4 separate regions of the Homo sapiens genome follow, and all the other regions are linked to region 3. A link is a loop called in an ENCODE intact Hi-C map of the cell type or tissue named here. Cell type or tissue: ascending aorta. All regions are shown on one strand. Each heading gives the region's core, and the rest is flanking DNA. Links, peaks and the distances in the headings are about the cores only. Region 1 holds the start of POLN (DNA polymerase nu). Region 2 holds the start of MXD4 (MAX dimerization protein 4). Region 3 holds the start of HTT (huntingtin). Region 4 holds the start of LETM1 (leucine zipper and EF-hand containing transmembrane protein 1).

Region 1 (5,286 bases), core at 623-4,622, 830 kb after region 3:
ATCTGCCGAGGGCCGGGGTTGGTGGGGGTGTGGGCCCAGCTACCCTGGTGCACAGGGAGGAGTCCTGGGGGCCCCAGCAGTGGGCAGCTGAGAGAGGACATGCCTGCCTTGAGTGCTGGAGAATTGATGGAGCTGGGTGGTCATACGGGGGGTCCTGAGTGTGAGGTCGCCACACTGTGCACACGGCAGCTATGCACTGGAGGTGGCCCAGTGGGACCCGCCAGCAGGTTGTGGGGTGGCCATGGAGGGTAACTGCTGGGGGCCTCAGGGAGGAATCTGAGCTCCCCTAACCCCCAGCAGCAGAGTCCGGATCGTTGAACCTGTGTGGGCCCCAGGGCCCTCGAGGCCATTAGCGGGGGCACCCCAGGAAAGAAAGCAGTTCCTCCTGGGAATGTGGCTGGGGCCTCAGAGACACCAGGATTTGGCCATTCATGTAAATGTGGACATTTAAATCCCAAATATTAGGATTTGGGATCACCACTACCGTTTTCTATCGAGGGCATGCAGGTGCCAGGGGCTGTGCCCAGTTCCATGTATGATTGGTGCCTGGTACCATCATGCTGGGCCCTTCTCACAGGTGGCACACTGAGATTTGGAGACGCACCCCTCCCCTGCTCACCAGGCTGGCGGGTGGGATACCTGGGACAGGACCCCTGTCCTTTGGGAAGCCCTTGATTCTCCCAGCAGAGTCCATCTCTGTTTTCCATCTTTGTGCTTGTTGGGTTACAGCAAGTCCCCCTCCAAGTAGGACCCTGCCTGCAGCCTCCTACCCACCCTCTTCTTGGCAGCCTGAATGACCTTAAAGGTCTCCTTGCTCACCTCCCTAAAGTCCTCCTCTGGGTCCCCATGGCCTCCAGATTAAACTGAAACACCGCGTTTTGTCCTTCAGCTCAGTCCGGCCCACCCCTGCCCTGGCTTCAGCCCCCACTCCCACCTGCTCCCTGCATTCACCAGCTCAGGCACAGCCTCCTCTGGGAAGTGGGCCCTGAGCCCCCTATATCCCTTCCCACCACATTTTTGCTGAGATTATGGTCACCCAAATTAGGCGCTGGAATCATCTGGGCTAATCGCCACAGGGCCTTCTCGCATTGCTCCTTCCTCCTTTCCTAGTCCTTGGCCAGGTCAGCCCTGTACACACTGGCCTCATGGGGATCTTTCTAGAATGTAAATGGTTATGCCACTGGCCTGCTGAGCCTCAGGGGTTCACAACTCCTCTTCCTGTCCTGAGGCCCTTTCTGACACCCCACCAGTCCCAGGCTCTGCTGCCAGCCCTTGTGGTTCCCATTCCTCCCCACTTCAAAGGCCCTCTCCACGTGGCCACCTTGGTGAATGAACTCTGTCACCTCCTTTGGGCTTGTGCTGACCCAAACCTGCTCCTGAGTCTGGGGACTGAGTTCTCGCTTTGTCACATGAATGTCAACAGGATGGAAAACAAACTCTTTCCCAACCCTATAGTCTTCTACTTTCTTCTTAACAGGAAGGATTAGTGGGAAGAATAGGAAGAAATGCCACTCCCTACTCAGCTGGAAACCCCGGAGTGTCTCGGACCCAGGCTAGTCATCAGGCCCCAGGCTTTGCCAGCTCCTGCAGCTCTCTCTGTCCAGCTCTCTCCTCCTCTCCTACATGCTGCAAGAGTGGTCCTGTATCTTGTCTCTTACCACCTTTTGTCATTTTTCATCTTGCAGAATTATGCTTCTAACACACATCTGAGAATTCACTCTCCTGCTTGAAAACAGCCCCCATTCTCCATTGCTTGCAGAATAGAGTCCCACAAAATTCATGGAAAACTACATCTAAAAGAAATAATCTTTAGCATCTGACTGTTACTTCTAAAGTTTAAAAACAGTCAGAAAAGATACTGTCCAAAACCTAAAATATTTTTTAATACTAATAGGAGAAAATCGCTTCCACAGGAAGGAGAAAAAGCAAACAGCAAAAACACTTGATCCTCACAGCTCTGTCTTTAGGTCTGTTTAGTCCATTATATTCTCATGGGCTTTTTCAGGGAGGATTAATTCCTGGGTTCCATTTATCTTTTGACCTTACTAAAACTCCAAATAATTTTGACTGCTGAAAAGAAAGCTTACCCTGGAAATACACGTAACATACTTGCTTTCTTAAATTCCCAAGGCAAGCTGAAGAAAACTTTCCACATCTGTATAGTTAAACCTATTGTGTTTGTCATTTGTACTCCAGGGGCTGATACTGTTGTAATTTTTACTTAATGGTTTTATGGCTTTTATGGTCTCATAAACACCTTTCCAACAAATAACTATGGTCAGCAATTCAAAATCAGATGGAGAATTAATTTGTGGCCCAAGAAACCACCCAGGAGTCACTAGGAAAGTGGGTTTCTAGAACGGCCTCCAGGGCTCTGGAGTGCACCCCTCCTGCCCTCCAGGGATCTCTTTCTATAAAGGAGCCCCTTGTCTTTCTGCCGTCTTTAATGCTGTCTCCTCAGAGTTCCTCCTTGCAGTCTATAAATATCCCCGAGTTCCTCTCATTTTCAAACAAAACAAAATAAAAAATCCTCCCCTCAGCCCTGCATTCCCACCCCCTCAGCTTGTGTTGTTTTGCATGCTCGCTCTCTGTCTTTCTCCTCTCTCTCTCTCTCTGTGTCTCTGTCTGTCTCTGTCTCTCTGTCTGTCTCTGTCTCTATCTGTCTCTCTGTGTCTCTGTCTCTCTGTCTCTGTCTCTGTGTCTCTGTCTCTCTGTCTCTGTCTCTCTGTGTCTCTCTGTCTCTGTCTCTGTCTCTCTGTCTCTGTCTCTCTGTTTCTGTCTCTCTCTGTCTCTCTGTATCTCTCTCTCTGTGTCACACTCCTCCCACCCAGTCTTTGCCTCATCAGCAACATTTCTGGAAGGCATTGCCTGCACAGCTCCCACTTCCTCCTGTCCAAACTGGCTCAACTCTGCCCCCTGATGCACACCCCCAACCTCCAACCCTGGGCTGCAAGGGTCCTCCCACCAGGCCTCCCCGTTCCAGCATCCCTGGTTTCCTTGCCTGCAGATTGGGCACCACTCTTTGAATTTTTTCCCATCATGTTTGTTTTTCAGATCATTTTAGGCCTTATTGACTTTTAAAAGAGGAGGAAAAAAACGTGAAACAAGTGAAGAATGAATAGGAAATATCTTTGACTCGATCAGATTACAATATTTGCCTTAGAACATTCTTATTTCTCTCCTTAAAAATATTAAGAAAAACTATCCAAACGACTTCTACCTAGTCACCCTGGACTAGGACATTGTCTAACAAGCCACCTTTAGGGTCATTTGACGCTGAAGGGAGGGAGTACTATTATATTTACCCATGACCAAAGCCCCTGCTAACCTGTGGAAGACTGAGGAGTGGCAAAGGATTTTTGTTTGGTAGAGATGCAAACGAATTCTGTCCAATAGAGAGGTCTGGTTTCACTGGGCTGTAGGGCATCAGCCAGATTCACATGAAATTTAGCAATCCCGTTTCAGTCATCTTTCACTGACTGCCATCCTCTTTGGAAATGGTGTACCATCCTCCTTGAGTTAAATATATCGATGTATTTAACTCAGGCCATTCCGTTTATTTCTAACATTTTGAAAAGGGAATTGTGGAGGAAGTCAGCTTTTTTTTTTTTTTTTTTTTTGAGACGGAGTCTTGCTCTGTCGCCCAGGCTAGAGTGCAGTGGCGTGATCTCGGCTCACTGCAACCTCCACCTCCTGGGTTCAAACGATTCTCCTGCCTCAGCCTCCCGAGTCGCTGGGATTACAGGCGCCCACCACCGCGCCCGGCTAATTTTTGTATTTTTTAGTAGAGATGGGGTTTCACCATCTTGGCCAGGCTGGTCTCGAACTCCTGACCTCATGATCCCCCCCCCCCCCCCCCCCGGCCTCCCAAAGTGCTGGGATTACAGGCATGAGCCACCGCGCCCGGCCAGAAGTCAGCTTTTACATAGTGTTCTGGTGAGGGATTAGAAATTAAGTGTTTTTGCAAAATAAAGTTCATTGTAAAAGACTCTAAGCGAACAATCCCTAACCCTTAAAATGTACCAGGCATTGGTCGGGCTGCTGTGAATGTTCCGGGAACTCGTCTCTCTCGGGGGCGAGCGCTATCACCGCCGGGCTCCAGCCTGTCTCCCAACCACCAACCTGCGCTGCTCTTTGTACCATTCAAAAGTGCCTTCAGAGGGTCTAGATTGAAGTACGGGGCAGGGCAGGCCTGAAGCACAACTGACGGCTCCGTTGAGAGCAGGCCCGCAGCTTCAGCTCCCCAGAGGGCGCCCCACCGCACCCCTCTGCACCCCTCTGCACCCCATTCATTGCCCAGGCTCCGCCCCCTGCCCAGGCCCCGCCCCTGTCCAGGCCCTGTCCCCGCCCTTCCCGGCCCAGACCCCGCCTCTCTCTGCCCTGCGCCCCGCCCAGGAGGCAGGATGCCCGCAGCGGCCGGGGGCCGAGCGCCGCCTGCTCAGCTCCACCCCATAGTCCAGCCTCGCCGACTCCGCCTCTTTTGACACTACGCCTGCGCAAACAGTCATCCCCCACGACCACGCCGTCGCCTTGTGCGCTTGCGCGCGTCCAGGCGCTCCCGTGAGGCAGTGCGAGGCGCGCGGGGCACGGAGGGCGGTGGCGGCGGGCTCCTGCGAGAAGCAAGCGGAACTTCCTGAGGTGACTGACGCGGGCCTCGGTTCTGGGCGCAGGGGTGTGGGGCTGGAGGAGTGGCCGCGATCCCCGTCTGCACCCAGGTGCCTCTTTTTTTTCCTGCGCTCCTGGGGGCTCCTTCCAGGTGCTCCAGCAGCTGCCCGGGGATCAGGGCCCGGTCCGCTGGGCGAGGAGCTGGGGCGGGGGCTGTGCGGGGCCTGTCACCCCCGTCTTCTGCAGCTCGGTGTCGACGGCGATTCGGTGGGCTTGTGCGTTTGTTTTGTCAGCGTGCTTAGGTGTCACAGCTGGGTGACCCTCCGAAGGAAGGTTTTGCCGCTGGCGCGTCTGGTGTATCGCGGCCTTGGGGCCGCGGATCCCTGGGGCTTGCCGCTGCCTCTGGGGTTCGCGCGGCCCTGGCGTCGGGGCTGCCTCAGCGCTGGCTGAAGGCCGGCCCGAAGCACCCTTAATTGTGGCCGCGCGCTTCCCTGCTGCTCCTGCTGTTCTCCGCGTCGCGGTGGTGGACTCTGGAGGTGGAGCCTTGCCCGGCGAGACGTTGAGGTAAATATTTAGTTGATCTTCAGAAGATGTGCCATGCTTATTTGCGTCTTCTTACGTACGGAGGGCAGGGAAGAGAGGCTGCCTAGCCTCCTGGTGGCTTGGGTTTGTTTGGATCCA
Region 2 (5,286 bases), core at 889-4,888, 810 kb after region 3:
AACCCAAGGAGAATGTAAGGCTGGGTGGGGCTCAGAGGATGGGGCAGGAATGAGATGCACCCTGGGGGTCCCAGAGTGGCATAGAGAGGTCCTCCCAGAGTAGGGTGGGGGGACTGGGCTCCCCAGGGAAGGAGGCTGGAGATGTCTGCCCCCTCCCTCCTAGCTTTCATTGGTGCCCATTGGACAGGTCCTGGCTCTGGGGAAGGGCAGGGCAGGGCTGGGCAGGAGCTTGTGCCCATGGAAAGCTCCCTGGAGATGCCACACCCTGCGGGGGACCTGCCCTACAGAAGGGGACATGGCCCATGCCCTGCAGGGCTTGGGTCCAACTGGCTGACCTGAGCCACGTCCTCCCCACTCCTCAACCACCCCTGAGACTCCATGGGCACTGGTGCCTGCCGGCACTGACCCAAGATGCCTCTGCCCATCTTGGGAAGGACAAGTTGAGACCCGTGGGTGTAGAGACCCTGCCAACTGCAGGTGGGACCAGTGCCCCTATCCCCCAGGGGCTCCAGACCTCTCCTGGCAGGGCTCCAGGCCCACCTGCAGCCATCTGGGCCAGGCCAACATCACCTCCAGGCCTCTCCTGGCTGCTCCCTCCCCTTCCCTCTCCTCCTGCCATTGCTGGCCGATGCCTCCAGTACCTCCCTCCCTAGCTGCAGCTCAGCCCTCAGTCATCCATCGCCTCCTGCAGCTTCTCCTCCCAACCCCAACTCCTTCCTGCTCCCCCAGGCAGTGGTGCCCACACTACCAGGCAAGGTTTGAGCCCAGGGACACCAGGGAAGTGCTTGGTCCTCAGTGTGGTGGGGAGGTGAGGGTGAGTCCTTAAATGGCCTAAATTGAGGCTAAAAATCTCTTAGACTGGGGTAGCATGCAGGTGCCTCCCCATAGACACACCTGCGCACCTGTGCTGCCCACTGCCACACAGAACAAATCTCTTGGCCCATGGCAGGAAGGGGGCGTGCACTATGCCCAGCAGGTGCACTTGTACTAGGCCAGGTGTCCGCTTTAGCTGTCGGCAGCAACTCACCCAGTGGCCAAAGCAGGGATGGGGCAACTTTGCAAAATGCTCATCCCCAAGTGGAGAGCTGGGTCCCCAGAGCCCAAACACACCCTGCTCCTCCCCAGACTTGGGCACCTTTCTTTACCATGCACAGCTCTGAGCAGCCATGCAGACAAACCTGGAGGGCCTCAGTGCTGAGTTCTTGTGAGGGGCTCTGCCTTGGGCCCTGGCGTCACTGTGGGGCGGGAACAGGAAGGGCCCCTGCTAACATCAAGGGGGTTGTCTCAATGTCCATGCAGGGCTGTCTCATAGCAGTGTCCGAGTTCCCCACTGGGTCCTGCAGGGCTCTGTGGGAACACACATTATTCTGAAGCCCACACCACAGGCTTACACCCAGCAGGACCAGCCAGGCCAGGAGGCTCTGGCCTCTGCATTCCTATAGCCCTGAGCCGTGTGTGGCAGCACTAATCTCCATTCTGCTGAGATTTCTGGGAGACCCCAGCAAATCCCTGAGCGTCTAGTCCCATGTCCTGATCTGCAAGCCGGGCATGCAAAACACAGGGAGATGCACACGAAGCTTTCACAGGAGTCCTGGTGCTGAGGTTTTGCATTTTTTGTTCAGTTTCATTGCCAGCAGCAGCCCCTGTGTCCCACTGAGTACTTCTGGAGGGGTCCAGCCACCTTATGCCTCCACACTCTCCAGCCTGCGGGGCCTGGCCCTTGGCACATCCAGGCCACCAACCTCAAAAATCAAATCAGTGAGATGGGTCGGGCGAGGTGGCTCACACCTGTAATCCCAGAACTTTGGGAGGCCGAGGCGGGCGGATCACGAGGTCAGGAGATCCAGACCATCCATGGTGAAACCCCATCTCTACTAAAAATACAAAAATTAGCTGGGCGTGGTGGCACGCGCCTGTAGTCCCAGCTACTTGGGAGGCTGAGGCAGGGGAATCGCTTGAACCCGGGAGGCGGAGGTTGCAGTGAACTGACATCACGCCACTGCATTCCAGCCTGGGCAACAGAGCCGTCTCAAAAAAAAAAAAAAAAAAAATCTGCGAGAGGGTGGGGGGTGCCGAGGCCAGTCTGGGCCAGCCTTAGGGTCAGGGGTCACTAGGGAGACCCGCCAGCTGGGATTTGATGAAGGGTTCACTCCCGTCCCCACTTAGGGCGTCCTCGGCCAGAGGTGGCCAGCGCCTGCCTCTAGGAACGTCCCTGCCCCTCAGGCCAGACACAGAGCATGCAGCCCCCCACTCCGGGGAGCCTCTCGACTCTGGCCGCACGTCTGTGTCCCTTCCCCAGACCTGGGCCCTCCCTCAGCTCCGGCGTCCACTGGGCGATCTGAGGAGCCCGCCCGCTCTGGGCCTGTTTCCCCACTGACACCCTCAGAGACGCCTGGCTCTTAGGATCAGAGCGTCTGCGTCCCTCTCCGAGGTCCCGGCCCTTCCCGGGGCCACTCTGCGCCCGGCGGGGAGGGGAGTCGTTCACGGCCCCACGCAAGACCCCCGGGCAGAGCGCGAGGCCTCGTCCCCCCACGCAGCCACTGCTTTCGTCGCGCTCAGACCCGGCGGCCCGGCCCGGCCCGGCGCACGCCCCGGAGCGCCCTGCTTCGCTCTCGTAGCGGAGACGCTCCTGCGTCCTAACGGGCCCCCAGGACGGCGGGCGGTCCCCGCGCGCTGCGCTTCCTCTCGGCAACGCGTCCGGCTGCGGCGCCCTCATTGGCCGCGCGCCCCGCCACCGGCCATTGGCTCGCAGTGCCTGTTTTACATAGGCCGCTCTGGCCAATCGGCGCGCGGCGCCTACTTAACATGCACGGCGGCCGCCAGTCAGCTAGCGCGGGGGCCGGGCCACCACGTGCTGTTGCTAAGCTCGGGCTTCTAAATTGTTACTAGCGCGGCCGGCCTATCCCAGCCCAGCTCTGCATCTGTCAACATTCTCGGCCCGGCCCGAGGCGCTCGACCCGTCCCCATTGGCCCCAGCCCGGCCCGGCGCCCGCCCCCGGGGCGCGAACGCCGCCTCCCATTGGCTCTGCGGGCCGCCGCTCTCCCTTATGTGTCAATTTGAGGGCCTGAGGCGGAGGGTGGCGGCCGAGCGCCGGAGTCCGCGGAGTCTGGAAGTGCGGCGGCCGGGCGCGCGGGGTGGGCGGCGAGCGGAGCCGGCCGGAGCGGGCCGGGCAGCGGCCGCCGCCGTCCCGGGGCGGACGGGCGCGGGCGGGAGGATGGAGCTGAACTCCCTGCTGATCCTGCTGGAGGCGGCCGAGTACCTGGAGCGCAGGGATCGAGGTAGCGCTCGCACCCCATTGTGCGCCCGCGGCGGTGGGCGGGCGGCGGGGCCGTGCCGGGCGGGGGCCGCTGACCGCGCCGTGTGTCCGCAGAGGCCGAGCACGGCTACGCCTCGGTGCTGCCCTTCGACGGCGACTTCGCCAGGGAGAAAACAAAGGCGGCCGGCCTGGTGCGCAAGGCCCCGAACAACAGGTACCGCCCCCCGCTCCCGACCCCGCCCGGCCCGGTCCGAACCCCCGCCCCCGCCCGGAGCGTGCTCTCCGGGCCCCGATTCCCGGCCCGCGGCCCTCAGCGCCGCCGCCGCGCGCCCCGGCGGCCAGCCTGGAGGAGGAGGCGCGCAGGCCGCGGCCGCAGCCCCGCCCGGCCGGCCCCGCCCTCGCCGTCGCCATCTTCCCGCGGCCGCGCCTCCCGGGCCGCTCGCGTAAACAGTGCCACGCGTACAGCGCCCGCCGCCGGGGTCCGCTCCCGCGCCCGCTCCCCGCCCCCGAGTTGTTCTGGACTTTTCCAGGCGGTAGAAAAGTTGTCAGCGGGCGCTGGCCGGTGCCCCGTGGGTCTGGGGAAACAGGCTCAGCCAGGGTCTGCGGGGGCTGCCGGCCCTAACCCCTTCTCTCCGCGGGTGGGTGGGCGGCCTCCTTTCGACTGGCTCTGCCAGCCGAACTCTGCTGCTCGGCCACCTTCCCCCGCCCCCAGGAGCCTAGACAGAGAAGCGAGTGGAGGCGCTGTCCTGGGCCCTCACTCCTCCCAGGGTGCCCACCGCTTCTGCCCAGCCTCCTGACACAGCGAAACTCCAGCCACCAGTATGGGGGTCCTCTTTTTTAAGACAGAGGCCTTTTAAGGGGGCGGGAGGAGGGGGCAGGCTGCAGGGCAGGGGCCCCATGAAGTCGTTACTACGGGTGCCAGCTGCGCCCTCCATACCTTGACCTCGTGTTCAGGCAGCAGAAGCCCTGAAGCTGGGGTGCGTACAGGTCCCCCGCGTGGGGAGTGGGGACCCTGGGCCGGGGCTCCCCGGGGATTTCCACCCTCCTGGCTGCTGTGAGGACCATAGCACACCTGGTCCTGTCTGGGCCCACCTTGGCCCAGCCCTTTTGTGTGAGCAGGCTGGGAGCTGCGTTTGTAGGGGGCTTCAGAGCCCCAGGGCATGGCTCATTCCTGTGGTCCACCTGTTCTAGGGAATCCGAAAGGCTGGTGTAGGGACCCATTTCTGTGGCATCCTGAGCCAGGCGAGGAATTGGTTGAGTCTCCAGCTGCCCTGGCTGGGACCCGTCCCTGAGTCCCAGCCCCTGGTCCCCTACTGGGGACAGTTTGGGGAAGGACAGGAGTGTGACGAGGGAACCATTGCCTCAGGCCTCCTCAGTGAGCAAGCCCGGCCCCCGCTGCCGCTTCTCTCCAAACCAAGTCCCTGACCCGTGGAGAACTCTGGGGCGTGAGCTGGGGCTCCCCCAGCATGGAGAATCCAAAGCTGACAACCAGCGTCCTGGCCAAGGCTGCCCGAACACTGCCTCTATGCTGAGCGTTTCACACATGCAGCCAGTTCATCTTCACCCCAGGCTCAGAGAGGTGATGTGATTTTTATCTCTATGGCCAAGGAAACTGAGGCAAGGAGAGGTTTGGTTACTTGCCTGCCACTCACCCATCTCTGATGACGCCTGTTCCTGAGATGGGGTCCCAGCTGTCCACATTCTGCTGGGACAGAGACCATGGGGGCACTGGTGAGGGAGACAGAGGGCTCCCCAACTCTGGTGCATCTCCCCTGGCTCCTCTGGGCCGAGCCCCGCTCCCCCGGGGCCTGAGGCAGCCCAGGGCTGGCGGCTTGGCCCCTTCCTCGGGTGGGCAGCACTGCCCTGGAGGTTTCCTCAGCCAGCCCAGACAAGTAGCTGGGCGGAGCAGGGGGCCAGAGGATCTCTGAGCCCCTGACTTGTCCCCACCTGTGAGGCTTCCATGCTCTGCCAAGGTGAGGGAGGGGACATGGCACAGTGAGGCTGGGGCAAGGGTAGGGAGTGGGGCCGG
Region 3 (5,286 bases), core at 750-4,749:
CTAGAAAAGCACTACAGTAAATTTCTGGATGAGAAATTACTTACTGAAGAGATAAGCCAAATTGTTTTAAAATTTCTCCAAATATCCAAAAAGTTTTTCCATCCTTTAGAATAATTTATTCCTAAATTTTATTCCAACAAATAAGCTAACACTGCTCTCCGAATCATTTTCTAATTAAACTTTGAAGACGAGACAAGGATCATAACAGAAACAAAGAACAAGAAATATTACTAAAAATTAATCAGTCTTAACAGAGATATTCTTACCAAATGCCATCTGGGACACATCCAGATCGGAAATAGAATACTGAGAGGTAAGAGAAAGGCCTGAACTGCACCAGAGTACTTCCTAACTCCTACTGTACACTCGACACACAGACTTCCAGGGAAAGTCCTGGGGTTCCGCTAGATGTTTTAATGGTCTCTCTTTTCCTGTTTCAAAAATTCTCCCCAAGAACAAGCAACAGAAACCCCTAGCTTCCAAAAAGTAACAAGCTGTCAGCAATGAAGCAAACAGAAACCCTTTCACTGGCACATCTGAGATGCCCACGGAGTCTGCGGACCCCCCGTATTCTGGCAAGCCTGACTGGAATACTGGTAAAATGTACACCTCATTCATCCCTCGGCAATTAACCTCCCCATCAGCAACGTGTTGGTTTTATTCCCAACACACATAGGCAAAAAACTTCAATCAACTCTTCCTAATATTTAAGATAATTTCATTAATCACCACGTAAGTTCACCACTTTACTTGGCAACCACAACTCATTCAAACGCCTGCAGACCAACTTAGGCTTAGATGAGCAGATCTCTTAGGTGGTGCTTAAAATCGTGTTACTACCACCGTGATCATGAACTAAATGAAATGTCCTGACAATGTAGGAAGAGCCTCAAATCTCAGGCTGTTTTAAGTGCCACTAGGAAAAGAAATCTCCCATTGGACGCGCCCTCACTCCCCGCCCCCCCCCTGCCCCGCCACTCCCGCCGAGGCGTCCTAAAAGCATTATGTCATCCACTGCCCCCACATCTCTCCAGCTCCAAACCCCGCCTCCTCTCGAAGTGTCCCGCGCCCCCAGCCCTCTTCCCTCTCAGACTAGAAGAGGGAAGTGGCACTGAGCAAATCTCGGCTCCTCCAAGTTCTCTTCACAACGCAGTTAAAAGAACCCCCGCCCTGGTTTCTCGCAAATAAAAAGAAACAAGTTCTCGCCCCAACTCTTCGCATCCTGCGAAGGGCGAGAGGGCTGAGGCCGTGACTCCCCTCGGTGAATTCAGGACAGGCCCCAACAAGGCTCTGCCTCCCCTCGCGAGAGGACAAGGGAAGACCCAAGTGAGGGAGCGGGGCTGAAGTGGGGGAAGGCCTCGCCCCAGGAGGGGGCGGGTGTCCCTCATGGGCTCTGGGTTGCTGGGTCACTCTGTCTCTGCGGGGCCGGGGGTTCGTGTCGCCGGCCCGCAGGCTGCAGGGTTACCGCCATCCCCGCCGTAGCCTGGGACCCGCCGGGACAGGGAGCTGCAGCGGGCCCAAACTCACGGTCGGTGCAGCGGCTCCTCAGCCACAGCCGGGCCGGGTGGCGGCGGGGGCGGCGGCGGGGGCGGCTGCGGCTGAGGCAGCAGCGGCTGTGCCTGCGGCGGCGGCTGAGGAAGCTGAGGAGGCGGCGGCGGCGGCGGCGGCGGTGGCGGCTGTTGCTGCTGCTGCTGCTGCTGCTGCTGCTGCTGCTGCTGCTGCTGCTGCTGCTGCTGCTGGAAGGACTTGAGGGACTCGAAGGCCTTCATCAGCTTTTCCAGGGTCGCCATGGCGGTCTCCCGCCCGGCACGGCAGTCCCCGGAGGCCTCGGGCCGACTCGCGGCGCCGCTCAGCACCGGGGCAATGAATGGGGCTCTGGGCCGCAGGTAAAAGCAGAACCTGAGCGGCCGTCCATCTTGGACCCGTCCCGGCAGCCCCCACGGCGCCTTGCGTCCCAGACGCTGCGCCGGCGGAGGCGGGGCCGCGCCGGCGGAGGCGGGGCCACGCCGGCCAGCATGATTGACAGCCCTAGCCTGCGGACTCTGCCAATGGCTGGCCAGGGAACCAGCCCGCCCCTGCCCCCGCAGGTTCTGCCTCACACAGCAAGGCCGCTGACAGCGCAGCGCCCCACCCGGGCGAAGGCGCGGGGCTCAACGGAGAGGGGACGGGGCGTGGTGAGACTGTAATGGGGTGAGGCGAAGCTGTGTGTGAAGTGTCGCGGCGAGGCGGGACGAGGAAGGGACGGGGCGGGACTGCATGGTAAGGGAGGCGTGGCGATGCGGGGGGCGTGGCGATGCGGGGGGCGTGGTGAGGTAGGGGCGTGGCGAGGCCGGGGCGGGGCACAGCAGGGAGGCCGCCTGAGGGGCGGGGCGAGACGGGGGCGGGGCGGGGCGATGCTGGGGACGGGGACATTAGGCAGGCCGGCTGAGGGGCGGGGCGGCTGAGGGGCGGAGCGGGATAGGGGAGGGGACTGGCCGGTGAGGGGTGGGGAGGCTGGGGGCGGGGCAGGAAGGTGAGAGGTGGGGCGAGGGAGGGGTGGGGCGCGGAGGGGCAGGGCCATGGAGGGGCTCGCCCATGAAGGACGGGGCCATGGACGGGGCGGGGCCGTGGAGGGGGCGCCGAGCGCGGGCGCAGGCCCATGCGGAAAGGATCCCCCGCCGACGCCTGGAGCGGGGCGACAGCCGGCCGTGGACTCTGAGCCGAGGTGGCCTTGGGGTTTGCCCTCCCGCCACACTGGCCCGTGGCCAGAGCCATACTCACCCGGACAGCCCTGCGGGGAGCCAGCTGCGGGGCTCTCTGCACGGGGAGAGGGTGGGCGAGCTCCTGCGCAGAGCGCAGAGAATGCGCGTGGTCGGCACGACCTGAGGACCCCAAGTGTGACCCCCACCCCACCCCCAGTGAGCTGGAGAGGCCCCTGCAGGGCGGTGTCCACAGGCCTGGCGCCCCCCATCGGTCCCAGCGCAGCGCCCCGGAAGGGAGGAGAGGGTCTGGGGCAGGCCTGGGTGGTCAGCGCCTGCTGCCCACAGAGGCACTGTGATTAGTGCAGCGAGAAGCAGCTATGGCCACAAGATGCCGCCCACAGGAATGAGTCCCGACCTGGGGGCGTTTCTTTATGGGAGTGCACCCCTGCTCTGACCTTCCGGCAGGACCCCCAAGGGGCGTCATTCAGCAGCAGCTCAGCAGAGGTCTGTGGGGCACCCCCTCACGCCTGGGACACAGGCCGTGGCGGGCAGGGTCCTGGTCTCCAGAGCCTCCTGCCTTTTGGGTGGTAGAGGGGCAAACGGAGAGGGCAGCTGTCCAGCCTGCCCAGCAGGGAGTAAGGTTGGCCTCAGAGACAACCGCCCAGCCGGGGGGTGATGCAGGCAGAGAGGAGCCCAGTAAAGCCTACTTTAGCCAGGCCACACCTGCAACCCAGAGTCCCCTGCTCTGTGGCCACAAACAGCACCTCCGCCTTGTCTCAGAGCCTGTCCTAAAGGGAAACCCAGCATTGTCCCCAGTGGGGTAGCAGTAGCCTCCCTTTTCTTGAGAAGGACAGCAGAGAAACAGCTGTTAGTTCCCAGTTCTTGGGAGGCTGATGTGGGAGGATCACCTGAACCCAGGAATTTGAGGCTGCAAGTGAGCTAGGATTGCACCACTGCACTCCAGCTTGGGTGATAGAGCGACACTGTCTCTAAAAAAATTAAGTTCCAGCGAGGTGCGGTGGCTCACGCCTGTAATCCCAGCACTTTGGGAGGCCAAGGCAGGCAGATCACCAGAGGTCAGGAGTTCGAGACCAGCCTGGCCAACATGGCGAAACCCTGTCTCTACTAAAAATACAAAAATTAGCCGGGTGTAGTGGTGCATGCCTGTAGTCCCAGCTATTCCGGAGGCTGAGGCAGAATTGCTTGAACCTGGGAGGTGGAGGTTGCAGTGAGCCAAGATCATGCCATTGCACTCCAGCCTGGGTGACAAGAGTGAGACTCTGTCTCAAAAATAAATAAATAAATAAAGTTCCCAGTTCTCTGCTGTTAATAAGGGCCTTTGTCCACTGTGTCAGGCCTCAAGGTTGTTAGTTACCTCAGTGGGCAGACTCATAAGATGGCCCCAGCACCCCTCACCTCCTGGTATTGACACCCTTGTATGACCCCTCCCCGTGAGCTTGGGCTGTACCTGGTGGCCTGCTTCTAACCAATGGGCAAAGGTGATGGAATGTCACCCCATGACTAGGTCGCAAAAGGGTATGACTTCAGTCTCCCTGGCCCTCTCTGTTGCCTTCTTGGCATGGATGCTCTGATGAAGTCAGCTGCCATGTTGGAGAGGCCCACATGGCGAGGACATAAAGGCGGCCTCTGGCCAACAGGCAGTGAGAACTGAGGTTCTCAGTCCAGCAGGCCATGAGGAACTGGATCCTGCCAACACCACGTGAGATTGGAAAGGGACCCTTCCCCGGCTGAGCTCTCAGGTGGGAGGCAGCTGGTATTTGACTGAACCCTGGCGAGAAGTGGAGCTGGTTAAGCTGGGTCCAAATTCCTGACCCACAGAACGTGTGACGATACATATGGCTCTACACGTAACTACATATAACTCTATGACTAGACATGTGTGCTGCCAAGCCACAGTGCTGGGGTGATTTGTTCCAGCAGCAGATGACTGTATTTGTTTACTTGGGCTGCCATAACAAAGTACCACAGACCGGGCAGCTTAAACAACAGAAATGTATCTTCTCATGGTCCTAGAGGCTAGAAGTCCGAGATGAAGGTGTTGGCAAGGTTGGTTTCCCCTGAGCCCTGTCCTTGACTTGCAGACAGCTGCCTTTCTTGGTGTCCTCACGTGGCCGTCCCTCTGAGCATGTCCGTGTCCTAATCTCTTCTTGTAAGACATCAGTCGGATTATGGCCCACCCTAATGATCTCATTTTAGCCTCCTTACCTCCTTAAAGAACCTGTCTCCAAATACAATCCCATTCTGAGGTTCTGGGGCTTAGGACATCAACCTGAATGAGGGACACAGTTCGTCCCATAACAATAAGTAATAGAGTTGCACCCTAGCAGCCGCTCTGACCTTCTTTAGAGACCTTTTTATCTAAGCAGTTTGCCTCTTAGCTAGTGTATGACAGTCCCTGTCCTTCCTTCAGCTAGCTATGGCCATATAACTAAGTAAGTGCTAGCCAGGGAGATGCAAGCAGAAGTAATGAGTAGTACTTCTAGAAAGGAATCACATAAAATGAAGGGAAAGACACACCTTTTTCCTGCTCCCTGGAATGGGATGTGTTGGCTGGGACTTGAGCAGCCATTTTGGATCATCTGCA
Region 4 (5,286 bases), core at 450-4,449, 1.2 Mb after region 3:
TTTTTTTTTTTTTTGCGACAGTCTCGCTCTGTCACCAGGCTGAAGTGCAGTGGCACAATCTTGGCTCACTGTAACCTCTGACTCCCTGGTTCAAGCAGTTCTCCTGCCTCAGCCTCCCGAGTAGCTGGGATTACAGGCATGCACCATAATGCCCAGCTAATTTTTGTATTTTTAGTAGACAGGGTTTCACCATGTTGGCCAAGCTGGTCTCGATCTCCTGACCCCGTGATCAGCCCGCCTCGGCCTCCCAAAGTGCTGGGATTACAGGTGTGAGTTACTGCGCCTGATCACAGCTATTTTAATTGTTGAAAATTTATCTAAGATCCCACCCTGCCTGGGCTGCACGAGCATCGCAGACAGCACCTGCCTGTGTCAGTCCTGCTGTTGGCTCTCCGCTGCCAGGCTTTCCTTGTTCTGGTCCAGGGATGGTGGGTCATCCCAACTGCAGGCGAGGGTATGTTCCACATTTCCTCACACCCAGCACTTTGGGCAGGGTGGAGACTGCGGGGAGGGCTTCCCTCCTCTTTCAGTGTCATTCAAAGTCCTGTAAACAGGCACTAGCACAGATGGGGCAGTCACCACCTCCTGCCTGGCCTTGCCGGGACACCTGGGACCCCACAGCATTAACGAGAGGAGCACTGTTTCTTGCACCCTCTCCGGGGTCACCCTCCCTAGCCAGCATCGGGCAGGGTCATCTGGTGCTCAGAACCAATGTCCAGACCAGGACTAGGACATACAGTCCTACAGCTGGGCCATAAAAAGTCCTACAGCTGAGCCATAAAAAGTCCTACAGCTGGGCCATAAAAAGTCCAGTTCTTTCTGACCCTGACCAACTGTCCACTCCAGCTCAGGTCCAACCCTGGGTGGGGAGGCAAGGACTATCCTTCTGTATCCCCCTCTTGCCTCCTGGGGGATGGGTGGAAAAGGGGCCCCTTCATGTCTGTTGGCAGCACAGGCCTAGGTTCAGGCCTAGTTGTGCTTAAACTCTGTCTGCATTTGATGTCTGCAGTGCCCACTGACCGGTGTGGACACAGGGACTTACAGACGGCTTCAAAGTGCCCTGCACTAAACAATGCCCCCTTCTCCCACTGAGATGGGGAATTCAAGCCCATCCAGGCCCAGTACCTGGCAGTTCCTGATGGGGAAAACCACCCAGGCAAGCAGGCTACGTTTTCCTGACGGGTGAGGACCGACTGCATGGACAGCAGGGGCAGAGGGGACCCTGGGGAGGGAGCCTCCTAGGGAGATGTGCCATTCAACCAGCCTCTCAAGACTGGGGAGCTGGCTGGCATCAGGCGTTTCACACCCCATGCGCTCCAGGGAACAGAGATGCTGAGTGTGCACTACAAGACCCTCCCCAGGCGGTGCCCTGAGGTGCCGCGGAGAAGCAGGAGGAGGCAGGTTACATCCCTGAACAAGACAGAGGGCAGGGCAAGTGCTGTGCTGGGGATCTCCTAGCTGGAGATCTCCACCAGCTGGGCCCCCAGCGCCGCAGGTCCCCATTTTTCTCCCTGCCTGCTTTCTCTGCCCCAACTCAGGGATCCTCATCTTAGGGAAGGAAGGGGAAGGTGGAGCTCAGAGGTCACGGTCTGCTGGGAGGCTGCACGGTCTCTCTCCCCTGGACTGGTCAGGGCCGGCTATTAAACTGGGCTGGGGGGAGGCTCCTGGGAGACGGCGCATGAGCGGTCCGCGAGCCCAGCCCAGCTCTGGCGGGAATTCTGGAGACTTCGAGCCAGGTCCTTGGCGTCCTGGGCTTCGGCTGTTCCTTCTTGGACTGGGAAGTGGAGCGGACAGGGTATGGCCCAGGTTAGGAAGTCTGGCGCTCTTGCGGCGCGCGGGACCCCAGGGGCTGCTTAGGCCAGAGCGAAACGAGGGGTCCCCCCGCGCCAACGCAGGACCCATATCTACCCCTCCCGCTCAGACGGGAGGACGCGGTGTGCCGGGATGGGGGGCCGCTATGCTGGCTGCGCCGCCACCCGGCCTAGTGCCCTCGCCTCCAGGGGCCGGCATGGCCCTGTCCTTCGGGGCGGGACCCTGCGCTCCCGTCCCCCCAGTGGTGACGGGGACTCCCGACGCCGAGCAGCGCCGTATCTGGGGAGCGCCGCCCGGTACGCAGGGAAGAGGCACTCAGAGCTGCGCGCGCCAGAGTGCAGACCGCCGAGGGCAGAGCCACAGAGCAGGGGGGCCGGCGAGGGACCGCGGCCGAGGGCGTCGAGGGCGCCCCTCCATCCCCAGCGTCCCCTGACTTGCCCTTGGAGCCCCAAGCTCCCAGGAGCCGTTTTCTACTCGTGGGTGCAGGACTTAGTCCCAGAAAAGTTCCGGACACACGCGCTGCTGCCGCCGCCCGGAGACGAAAAGACACTCCCCGCGCAAGCGCGGCCGACTCCCTCAGCTCCTGCGGCCGCCACGCTGCGAGCCCCGGCGTCCACGGTACGACGGGAACCAGGATGCAGCGAGCCCCAGGAGCCAGCCGCCCCGGTGCACGCCGGGACCGGTAGTCCGCGCCTCAGGGTAGTCCGCCGCTCCGGTGCACGCCGGGATCGGTAGTCCGCACCCCAGCGTGCAGGCCGTCCCGGTGCACGCCGGAACCGGTAGTCCGCGGTGGCGCGGTCCGCCCCTCACCTGGCCAGCGGCGGGCGCTGAGGGGCCCAATGGGAGCCGCGGCCTGGCCGCCCCGCCCCGCGCCTCCGGACGTCTGTGCCGGGACAAGGCCGCCGCTGGTGCCGGGTCCTTGAGGAGAGCGCCTCCCGTCCGAGGCCAGCCGCCTCTGTCAGCCGTCCGCGCGGGCCGGGTCTGAAGCGCCGCCGGGACGGCGAAGAGCCGCGGCCGCCGCGGAGAAGGAGGCAGCGCAGGAGGCCGGAGCGGCCGCCGCGCCCGAGCACATGGCGTCCATCTTACTGAGGAGCTGCCGCGGCCGGGCGCCCGCCCGCCTCCCGCCGCCGCCTCGGTACACCGTCCCGCGGGGTAAGCGGCGGGCACCCCAGGGCGGGGCCGGCTCCCGGCTGGTGGGTCGGGAGCGCGGACGACCCGCGGGTTCGGGCTGGTTGTCACGGCGATGCGGGGAGCCCGGTGGTCCCGGCCTCCGGAGCCCCTGCGGGACCGTGGGGCCCCGGGTCTCGTCGCGGGCTGGGCCGCCAGCGCCGGGCGGAGCCGCTGGGCCTCTGCCGTGTGTTGTGACCTTAGGCGGCCGGGTCCCCCGGGTCACTGCCTCAGAGACAGTGGGAAAATTCTGAAGGGCTGGGCAGCCCTGGCGCGCCCTGCGCGAGTAAGCTTGGTGGAACGTGTCCACGCACGAGGACGGCCGTGCCCTTTGGTCACGTTTGGGGTCCCGGAGACGAGACTGGGTGGGCAGGGCAGACACCGGCGAGCAGGACCTGCTGGGCTGCAGGAGCCTTCCTGGTCCGTCACTGATGAGGTGATGCCAGCACCTACAAACCCCTGTGGTGTGATTAGGCCGCGACCGGCACCCGGGGAACACGGGGACTCCGGAGCCGCTGAGGGTCCTCAGGGTGCGTGGCTTTAGCCCCCCTAGCCTCAGGTGCTGTCTGGAGTGAATGCTGTCCCAGGGTGTGCCCACCTCCTCTCTCTCTCTAATTAACCAACTTATTTGAGTCTATGTCCTTATTTGTAAAATTGGAATAAACATAAAACTTGCTAAGAGGGACTCAAGTAAAATAATTAGTGCAGTGGTGCGATCATACTCACTGCACCTCAAACTCCTGGGCTCAAGCTATCCTTCTGCCTCAGCCTCCCAAGTTGTTAGTTGTGCCACACAACACCCAGCTAATTTTTTTTTTTGTAGTTTTTTTGTAGAGACAGGGTCTTGGTATGTTGCCCAGCCTGGTCTTGAACTCCAAGGCTCAACTGATCCTCCTGCTTTGGCCTCCCAAAGTGCTGGGATTACAGGAGCCACCATGCCCAGGCACCCAGCTTCAATATTCTTGTCTCTGTTCCCCACCCCCAAAGAGATAGATTGAAGTTGCCCTGAATGTATCCTCCCAATTCTTGTTTTTTTTTGTTTGTTTGTTTGTTTGTTTTTAAAGACAGAGTCTCAATCTGTTGCTCAGGCTAGAGTGCAGTGGTGTGATCTTGGCTCACTGCAACCTCCACCTCCTGGGTTCAAGTGATTCTCTTACCTCAGCCTGCCGAGTTGCTGGAATTATAGGCACCCGCCATCACGACTGGCTAATTTTTGTATTTTTAGTAGAGACTGTTTTCTCCGTCTTGGCCAGGCGGGTCTCGAACTCCTGACCTCAGGTGATCCACCCACCTCGGCCTCCCAAAGTGCTGGGATTACAGGCGTGAGCCACCGCGCCCGGCCCCCAATTCTTGTAATTTTTTTTTTTTTTTTTTGAAATGGAGTCTCGCTCTGTCATCCAGGCTGGAGTGCAGTGGCATGATCTCGGCTCACTGCAACCTCTGCCTTCCAGGTTCAAGCGATTCTCCTGCCTCAGCCTCCTGAGTAGCTGGGATTACAGGCGCACACCCTCATGCCTGGCTAATTTTTGTATTTTTAGTAGAGATGGGGTTTCACCATGTTGGTCAGGCCGGTCTTGAACTCCTGACCTCGTGATCCACCCACCTCAGCCTCCCAAAGTGCTGGGATTACAGGCGTGAGCCACCTCGCCTGGCCAATTCTTGTAATTTTTACAATAATGGCTGGTTAGCCACTGAAACTTTTGGAGTGGTGAGAGGATGTTGAGTGGTGGAACTGCACAGTCTGAAGGTGGAGCTCAGCATGTGGTCTTTCCAGTTGCTGTGTTAGATGTTAGAGCTCTCTCTGGACCTCTTGATGGTGATAAAAGTACTTTTAACACTTCGTGCTTATTATCAGATTTTTGATAAATAATAATAATAATTAGCTTTTTATGTGCGATTCTGTCATTTCAGGAACACAAATGTCTTCTGTAGTTACTACTGTGCTTTGTGACAGGGACACTGGCAGGTCTGCTGTAGAAACAGTAGGGATTTCAGAGCCAGCGAGACCCAGGGCTGGACTGTGGAGGAGGTCCCTGAACTGATGAGTGATACACCGAGTGGAGTGCTGCAGGCCCCTGCTATTAACATCTTAGATGAGTAGGGTTCGTTGTCACAGTTAATGAACTGACCTTGATCTGTTACTGTTCACTAAAGTCCATAACATATTCAGATTTTCTTTACTCTCCCGTTCTCCATTCTGAGGTCCTTTTTCTGTCCCAGGACCCATCTGTACCACCCTTCTTGATTGCCTCTCAGGCTTTCCTTGTCTGCAGTGACCTTGACAGCTTTGAGGAGTACTGCCCAGGT

What was found. Peaks named below come from ENCODE experiments on the same cell type or tissue, not always from the same donor. Only the 100,000 strongest peaks of a DNase experiment are listed, where the experiment ranks them.
Region 1: it touches region 3 in a loop (5-fold over the local background); 6 of 110 quality-filtered maps call a loop at or near these places.
Region 2: a loop joins it to region 3, with 5 times the contacts of the local background. A loop is called at or near these places in 2 of 110 quality-filtered maps.
Region 4: it touches region 3 in a loop (3-fold over the local background); 2 of 110 quality-filtered maps call a loop at or near these places.

The regions. Positions count from the first base shown.
Region 1 is chr4:2,241,403-2,246,688 of GRCh38, reverse strand. POLN (DNA polymerase nu) reads left to right here and starts at 4,568. Exons shown (of 26, transcript NM_181808.4): 1 at 4,568-4,638; 2 at 4,899-5,169. HAUS3 (HAUS augmin like complex subunit 3) reads left to right here and starts at 4,568. Exons shown (of 6, transcript NM_001303143.2): 1 at 4,568-4,638; 2 at 4,899-5,169. It also overlaps the pseudogene COX6B1P5. RefSeq lists a silencer at 4,138-4,497 and enhancers at 5,178-5,277, 4,884-5,286. In ascending aorta, for the core only: a CTCF peak has its summit at 2,913; DNase peaks (open chromatin) are centred at 2,898 and 4,498; H3K4me3 peaks cover 557 bases; H3K27ac peaks cover 3,217 bases.
Region 2 is chr4:2,259,910-2,265,195 of GRCh38, reverse strand. It overlaps MXD4 (MAX dimerization protein 4), which reads left to right and starts at 3,087. Exons shown (of 6, transcript NM_006454.3): 1 at 3,087-3,279; 2 at 3,372-3,471. The coding sequence starts at 3,216. RefSeq lists enhancers at 1,415-2,074, 2,075-2,736, 3,968-4,560 and silencers at 2,368-3,207, 3,258-3,317, 3,408-3,797, 3,808-3,867. In ascending aorta, for the core only: no CTCF peak of the experiment used is centred there; DNase peaks (open chromatin) are centred at 2,285, 2,855, 3,385, 3,725 and 3 weaker places; H3K4me3 peaks cover 3,065 bases; H3K27ac peaks cover 2,563 bases.
Region 3 is chr4:3,071,330-3,076,615 of GRCh38, reverse strand. It overlaps HTT (huntingtin), which reads right to left and starts at 1,935. Exons shown (of 67, transcript NM_001388492.1): 1 at 1,528-1,935. The coding sequence starts at 1,790. It also overlaps HTT-AS. RefSeq lists enhancers at 1,040-1,089, 1,100-1,329 and silencers at 1,490-1,559, 1,670-2,109, 2,260-2,879. In ascending aorta, for the core only: a CTCF peak has its summit at 2,961; DNase peaks (open chromatin) are centred at 1,075, 1,425, 2,115, 2,435 and 3 weaker places; H3K4me3 peaks cover 2,608 bases; H3K27ac peaks cover 2,454 bases.
Region 4 is chr4:1,853,547-1,858,832 of GRCh38, reverse strand. LETM1 (leucine zipper and EF-hand containing transmembrane protein 1) reads left to right here and starts at 2,677. Exons shown (of 14, transcript NM_012318.3): 1 at 2,677-2,964. The coding sequence starts at 2,883. RefSeq lists enhancers at 796-1,591, 2,261-2,330, 2,968-3,469 and silencers at 1,861-2,080, 2,481-3,040, 3,051-3,240, 4,035-4,211. In ascending aorta, for the core only: no CTCF peak of the experiment used is centred there; DNase peaks (open chromatin) are centred at 1,309, 2,082, 2,542, 3,174 and 2 weaker places; H3K4me3 peaks cover 2,737 bases; H3K27ac peaks cover 1,447 bases.